2 separate regions of the Homo sapiens genome follow, and region 2 is linked to region 1. Evidence: read pairs that join two places in POLR2A ChIA-PET (ENCODE). Cell type or tissue: PC-9. All regions are shown on one strand.

Evidence for each region. Peaks named below come from ENCODE experiments on the same cell type or tissue, not always from the same donor. Only the 100,000 strongest peaks of a DNase experiment are listed, where the experiment ranks them.
Region 2: POLR2A ChIA-PET joins it to region 1 with 11 read pairs; 2 of 35 experiments call an interaction of 5 or more read pairs at or near these places.

Annotation. Positions count from the first base shown.
Region 1 is chrX:68,679,221-68,683,220 of GRCh38, forward strand. All of the region lies in intron 2 of STARD8 (StAR related lipid transfer domain containing 8), which reads left to right. Among named protein-coding and RNA genes, the nearest start is that of STARD8, 34 kb to the left of the region's middle. RefSeq lists a silencer at 694-870 and an enhancer at 1,113-1,613. In PC-9, no CTCF peak of the experiment used is centred here; no DNase peak of the experiment used is centred here.
Region 2 is chrX:68,586,916-68,590,915 of GRCh38, forward strand. No RefSeq gene overlaps it. Among named protein-coding and RNA genes, the nearest start is that of STARD8, 59 kb to the right of the region's middle. In PC-9, no CTCF peak of the experiment used is centred here; a DNase peak (open chromatin) is centred at 2,266; H3K27ac peaks cover 1,250 bases.

The sequences.
Region 1 (4,000 bases):
ATGTGACACCCCAATATATAAAACAAAACAAATAAAAACAGCATGGCTCTGATTGAAGCAAGGTGGGGTAGGGGTGGGACTTGGAGACTCCTGGCTCAGTGTTCCCTGTTCTCCCCTCCCCCAGCCTCCCTATGATAGGCTTTGAGGCTCTTCCCCACCCACTGATCTAGTCCATCTAAACTTTTTATGCTCAGATAAAGACATTGTAACTCTGAGAGAGCAAATAACATGCCCAAGGTTAAACAACAAGTCAAAGGCAGAGTGGGGTACCAGGCATGAAGGGACAATCACTTGGTCAAAGAGAACAGCCCCCTTGGTTAAACTAGAACACAGAACATCCCAAGCTTGGGCAAAGAAGAGCTAGGAAAGGAGAGTGAGCAGGAGGGAAGGGGGATCCCCGATGTGAGCAGCCCCACTGACTATTCATATGCTGCTGGGGCCATGCAGACGTCAAGATGAGACAAAGCCCTATCCACATGGGGCCTCTCATTGCACAGGGTTTGGGGTTCTGTTGTGACAAGGGATGTAGCCTCCTCTCTCTTAGGTGTCTGTTCTGTGGGATGCAGCTGACTGGGGCCAAATCCCACCATCTAGGCCTTCCGATTGGGCTCCTGGCCTGAGCTGGCATTACCACAACTCCCCTTCTCCTCCAGGGTTCTGGGATGGCAGCTTGACTTCCAACCCATTGTTGTTGGGGTGGGGGAGGTAAGAGGGGTAGACTTGACGCTCCGCCCTTTTCACAGCTTCCATGTATGTGCACCCCTATCTGTTCAAGGCATGCCACTGCCAACACTGTTTATCTAAGAAACTGTGCGTCGCCAACTTTTGTCTCTAGGACTTTGGCATGGGTTACCTGGGGACACCGCCCTGAGGAGAAATTATAGGATAAATTTTTCCAGAGAACTTCTTCGAGAACTCAGGACTTCCCTGGAATCCCTTCTGACCTGATCTCGTGAGCTACTCAGGCTCCGTGCAAGCCTTGGAAGACAATCTGCAGGGCCGAGCAGGGGAGGGGCAAATGCTGGAAGACAAAGCTCAAGTGCAAGGCCCTGAGTTCCTTGCCTCTGTTTGGATGGGCTTCAGGATCTCCATCTGTCCCACGTGGGGCAGGCATGGATCAGATGCTCTCTGAGGACCCACCAGCTCCAGGCTGGGCTTGTGTGGAAGCCCTGACCACTCGGTGCTCTCTCAGGCACTGGCCTAGAATCCGAGGGGGACACACCAAGTGATGGAAACAAACAGGGCCCCTGGCTAGTCACAAGAGGGCAAGGATGAGGACACAGGAGGCAGAGTACTGACCTCCAAACTGCAAAACGCTCCTCTGACACCAAAGCAGCTTTTCTTTCTGGCAAGGCCAGTTTGCATGAATGGACAGAGCCCTGGAATCCTGAGCCAGACTGCAAGGCATGTGTTACTGTGTGTTGGTGCTGTGCCCTGCCAGGTGACAGGAAGAGGAAAAGGGGCTTATGCAAGCTCTGACTGAGGGGAAGGTGTGTGTACTAAGGCCAGGAAGTGGGGGTGGGGGCCGCTGTAGGTGGGCACTGTGACTACTTCCCAGATAAAGGCAGAAGGAATTAGTGAGCATCAGACCTGAGTGGCCTACGTGATACAAGGGCAAGAAGAAAGCAGCGAGGCAGGGTGAAGGGGTAAGTGGTGACTTTTCTGTTGACAAACACTTCTTTCCACCTAATAGTTCAGGGAGGTAGGTGTTACTGTCTCCATTTAACAAGTGAGGAAACTGAGGCTCAGAGGAGTTCTATGACATGTCATCTAGTAAGTGTTGAAGCTGATGTTCACATCTAAGGCTGTTTTGAGAGTTGCAGTTCTTAGGGGCCCCTTCTCTAGAGCTGGTAAAATGTGCACACATATACACTGTTTCTGCCATCCAGCAACCCTTCTAAGACTTGGCCGCAAAGGGCTAGGAATTATCCTTCCCATTTTACTAAAGCCCAGAAAAGGTGAATGATTGGGCCTTAGTCATCCATAGCAAGGTAGAGACAGGCAAAAGGCTGAGACTGGGGGGCCTTCTGATGGAAAGCTGCCGTACGCTGCTAGAAGTAGCACTCCCACTGTGGTTCCACCTGTGTCTGGTCATTTTCCACTTACGAAGTGCTCTCAAATCCATTATCTTGAGGTTTACAGGGCAGAAAAAAAAATCTTCCATTTTCTAGGTGAAGAAACTGAGCATCAGTTACTTGCCAAAGGTTACACAGCTACTGAATGGCAGAGTCAGGACTTGAGACCAGAGTTGTGTCCAAACTCCCCTTTACTTTTCTGCCAAGTGCATGTGGCCAGCAACGGAAGGACAGAGTAAGTTCACTGAAACATAATGTTTGAGACCAAAAGCAACAAACCCCAACTCCCTGGGGAGATATCTAAGCCCTTCTCTTTTTTCCATATGAACCTCTGAATTGCAGAGGCAGGCTTGCAGCCTTTGAAGGGGAAACAGAGAAGCCAATGAGCTCAGTTCTCCACAGCAGACTCCAAGAGCTGCTGGCTTTCATGGCTAACTAGATGCCTCATCGGCCCAATGGCTTTGTGGTCAGGGTGCCAGGGTTGGTCCAGCCACACCAATGGTGGGACTGGGGGAAGGTCTTCTCTCTCTTCCCCTCTCACCACCTGTGGTTGCATTTCATGCTTGGTCATTGAGTCATTTTTATGCTCTTTTCCTCAGTAACATGGGGGAAAGAAAACCTCAAATCTCTCAGCCACCATTTGGTTTGGTCAAGGTTGCTCCTGGGCTTTCCACTCACCCACCCACCTACTCACTTACTCTTCAATTTTTTTTTTTTTTTTCAGACAGAGTCTCGCTCTGTCACCCAGGCTGGAGTGCAGTGGCATGATCTCAGCTCACTGCAACCTCCGCCTCCCGGTTTCAAGTGATTCTCCTGCCTCAGACTCCCGAGTAGCTGGGACTACAGGCGCACACCACCACGCCTGGCTAATTTTTGTATTTTTAATAGAGATGGGGTTTCACCATGTTGGCCAGGCTGGTCTCAAACTCCTGACCTCAAGTGATCCGCCCACCTTGGCCTCCCAAAGTGCTGGGATTACAGGCGTGAAGCACTGCGCCCAGTGCATTCAATCTTTTAATGAATATCCTCTCAAGTGCTAATGCTGCGCCAAATCCCTTCCTGAGCAATGGATATGCCATTAATAATAAAATACAGCCCCTGGCTGAGAGAATTCAAACCCTTATTGGGCAGGAAGACATGGATAATTAAACTCGATATAGAATGATTGCTGATGTAACTGAGCTGTGGAGTCACCCAGAAAGGGAACACCTTATGCTATTCATAGGAGATACTGTACTAAACTGGTATGTTGGACTTTACCAAGTATAGGAGATAGGGCAAATAATTTAACCTCTTCATGTCTTCATTTCCTTATCTGTAAAATGGGATAATAGTACCTACAGGGTTTCTGTAAGGACTTTATGAGTTAAAATGTGCAAAGAGCTGAGGATAGAGTCAGGCACATTGAAAGCACCATATAAATGTTTGTGAAATAAGTAAAGGAAATAAGGATGAGCATTCTTGTGAGAGAGAAGTGCACATGTAACACATTTGGTGGGTTAAGGAGGTGTGTTCTGGGAATGCCACCTGCGTTAACTGGGCAGTCTTGTGGGTGCTTTGAATGCCAGTCTTAGAAGTGTGGACTTGTCCCTGTAGGTGATGGGCAACCATTTCTAAAGCTAGATCTTTGCCACAGAGTGTGGCAGAGGACTCCTGTGTGAAATGCTAGTGCTGTATCCACCAGCTCAACAGGTGCTAGGCCCAAGAGACTGCCACCAGCCAGGAAACAGTCAGTTGCCAAATCTGAACGCTGGACCAGCCCTGTGCATGGCTCAGCCCCAGGATTAGCATCGATATAGGGAAAGGGGCAGCAGGGAGCCCCCTTGTCACTGCCCTCAAGGAGCTGATCTTCTAATTGGAATAAGGCCTGCTTCTGCCAATAATCAAATCAATCATCCTGGTGGGAAGTGGTGGAGGTAGGTAGG
Region 2 (4,000 bases), 92 kb before region 1:
ATTTATGAATGGAAGTGGCATCTATTACTTTTGAGCCAGAGGACTGAGAACCTATAAGACTCTATTTCCTTCTTTCATGGCAACTAGCATAATTTGAAATAATGGGGGCAGGCACAATGGCTCACACCTGTAATCCCAGCATTTTGCAAGGCCTAGGTGGGCAGATAACTTGAGGTCAGGAGTTCGAGACCAGCCTAGCCAACATGGTGAAAACCCATCTCTACTAAAAACACAAAGGTTAGCCAGGTGTGGTGGCAGGTGCCTGTAGTCCCAGCTACTCAGGAGGCTGAGGCAGGAAAATTGCTTGAACCTGGGAGTTGGAGGTTTCAGTGAGCTGAGATGGTACCACTGTACTCCAGCCTGGGCAACAGAGTGAGACTCTGTCTCCAAAAAAAGAAATAATGGCTGCGTCCTCAGACTGGGTCTCTGACTGACTAGGAAGAATAGCAAACAAAAAGTACAAAATGGTAGGTCTTAAATGAGAAAACTAAACAAATGGGGAGAGAAAAAGAGAATGAGAACTCAAGAACAAGGAGTGTAGCTTTTATGATATTCAAATTCATACATTCAGAGATTCAGGTATATAGTAAATTGATAAAGCAAGAACAGAATGCTGCAACAAAAGAGTAATCATGGATAAGAAAGACTTTTTAGAAATTAAAAAATAATTACATAAAAATTTATTTTATGCTTTAAATTTATTACTTATATTATAAATTTATAATATGAAGTCAAGGAACATAAAGCAAAACCAGAAAAAGCTAAAAAACAAGAGAAAAGTTGAGACATGGAGAATCAGTCCAACTTTGGTTTAGTAGTTGTTCTTAAAAAGATGACAGATAAAATGGAAGTGATGCAATAACTTTTTTTTTTTTTTTGAGACGGAGTCTTGCTCTGTCACCCAGTCTGGAGTGCAGTGGCGTGATCTCGGCTCACTGCAAGCTCCGCCTCCCAGGTTCACGCCATTCTCCTGCCTCAGCCTCCTGAGTAGCTGGGATTACAGGCACCGTGCCCAGCTAATGTTTTTGTATTTTTAGTAGAGACAGGAGTTTCACCGTGTTAGCCAGGACGATCTCGATCTGCTGACCTCGTGATCCACCCACCTCGGCCTTCCAAAGTGCCGGGATTACAGGCGTGAGCCACCATGCCCGGCCCAATAACTTTTTAAAGAAGAAAATTTCTCAGAAGTGAAGAAACACATGACTATTTAAATTGAAAGGGCTCTTCAATTCAGAATAAGTTAAATAAAAACAAGATCAACACTTACTCCTGAAAGAAAATTATAGGCCCAGATAATTTTGAGTTCTATCAAATATTTAAGAAACATAATACAAAGGATAACACCAGAGAGGGTGGAGCAAGATGGCGGAATAGAAGGCTACATCATTTATTCCCCTCACTGAAACAACTTTTGACAACTATCTGCACACAGAAAAGCACCATCATAAGAACCAACAATCAGGTGAGCACTCACAGTATCTAGTTTTAACTACATATTGTGGAAAGTGGCATTGAGGAGGGAAGGAGAAACATTCTTAAGTCACCAACACCACCCCTCCCTCATCCCCTGGCAGTAGAGAGAATCTGTGCACTTGCGAGAGGAAGAACACAGTGACTAGGGGACTTTACATTGAACTCAGTCCTGCCCTGTCACAGCAGAGAATAAAACCGTGCCAGGCTCAGCCAGCAATCATGCACGGAGGGAGCATTTGGACCAGCCCTAATCAGAGGGGAATCACCCAGTCCAGTGGTGGAAACTTGAGTTTATCAGAAGCCTTGCAACTGCAGACTGAAGTGCTCTGGCGTCCTAGGTAAACCTTGAATGGCAGACTAGGGCACAAAGACTACAATTCCTAGTGATAGGCTGGGCTTAGAGCCAGTGAACTAGGGTGGCACATGACCTAGGGAGACAACACCCAAGTATCTAAAGGAGTGCTTATGCCCCTCCTCCCCCAACCACAGGGAGTGCAGCTTGTAGCAACGAAAGTGACTCCTTCCTTCTGCTTAAGGAGAGGAGAGTGAAGAGTAAAAACGACTTTGTCTTGCATCTTGGATACCAGCTCAGCCACAGTAGGATAGGGCACTGGACAAAGTCATGAGGCACCCATTCCAGGTCCTAGCTCCTGAACGAAAATTCTAGACACACTGTGGGCCAAAAGAAAACCCACTGCCTTAAACAGAAGGATCCAGTACTGGCAGGATTAATCACCTGCTGACTAAAGAGCCCTCAGGCCCTGAATAACCAGCAGTGATAACCAGGCAGTACTCCATGGGCCTTGAGCTCTGAGATGTGCTGGCTTCTGGGGGTGATTCAGCACATTTCCAGTGTGGTGGCTACCGTGAAAGACTAGTTCTGTTTGAGAAAAGCAGAGGGAAAAATAAAGGTGACTTTACCTTGCACCCTAGGTACTAACTCGGCCACAGTGGGGTCAAGGAACAAGCAGGCTCCTGGGGACCCTGAGTCCAGGACTAGGCCTTAGACAGCATTTCTGAACTTGCCCTGGACAAGAGAGGAGTCCACTGCCATAAAGGGTGAATCCCAGGCTTGGCAGCATTCACCACAAGCTTATAGAAGAGCCCTTGGGGTCTAAGCAAATATCAGTGGTGGCCTGGCAGAACCCCCCATGGAGCAGTGGTGGTGGCCATGGGAAGAGGCTCCTCTGCTGGTGGAAAGGGGAAGAAAGAGCAGGAAGGACTTTGTATTGTGGCTTGAGTGCCAGCTTATTTGCAGTAGAATAGAACATCAGGAAAATTGCAAAGGTTTTTGACTCTGATCCCTGGCTCCCAGACAGCATCTCTGGACATACCTGGGGTCTGGGGGGAAGTCATCAACTGAAAGGGAAGGGACTTGGGCAAGGCCCTGTGCTGTGGTGGCTTCAGGCCTGACCCAGTGCAGTCTCAGTGGTGGTGGCCACAGGAGTGCTTGCATCACCACTCCCCAGTTCCAGGTGGCTCAGGAGAGAGAGAGAGAGAGAGAGAGAGAGAGAGAGAACTCCCTTTGTTTGGGAAAAAGTAAAGGAAAAAAGCAAGAGTCTCTGGCCAGTAATCCAGAGAATTCTTCCAGATCAAATTCAAGACCACCAAGGCAGTACCTCTATGAGTCTGCAAAAACTACAGTGCTCTAGGGCTTGGTGCCCAAGTCCCTTTGAATACCTGGAAAACCTTTCCAAGGAGGCCAGGCACAAACAATCCCAGACTGTGAAGACTACAATAAATACCTAGCTCTTTAATACCCAGACACCAGTGAATATCTACAAGCATCAACACCATCCAGGAAAACATGACCTCACCAAATAAACTAAATAAGGAACCAGGAAACAATCTTGGAGAAACAGAGATATGTGACCTTTCGGACAGATAATTCAAATTAGCTGTTTTGAGGAAACTCAAAGAGATTCATGATAACGCAGAGAAGGAATTCAGAATTCTATCAGATAAATTTAACAAAGAGGTTGAAATAATTATAAGAATCAAGGAGAAATTCTAGAGTTGAAAAATGCAATTGATATGCTGAAGAATGCATCAGAATCTCTTAATAGCAGAATTGATCGAGCAGAAGAATTAGCAAGTTTTTCTGCTTACAAATGTATCTAAAAATTCAATAATAATAAAAAAGAATTAGTGAGCTTGAAGACAGGCTATTTGAAAACACACAGAGGAGACAAAAGAAAAAAAGACTAAAAGACAATGAAGCATGCCTGCAAGATCTAGAAAATAGCATCAAAGGGGCAAATCTAAGAGTTATAGGCCTTAAGAAGGAGGTAGAGAAAGTAATAGGAATAGAAAGTTTACTCAACAGGACAATAACAGAGAACTTCCCAAACTTAGAAAGAGATATTAATATTTAAGTACAAAAAGGTTATAGAACACCAAGCAGATTTAACCCAAAGAAGACTACCTCAAGGCATTTAATTATCAAATTCCCAAACATCAAGGATAAAGAAAGGATCCTAAAAGCAGCAAGAGAAAAGAAGCAAATAATGTACAATGAAGCTCCAAT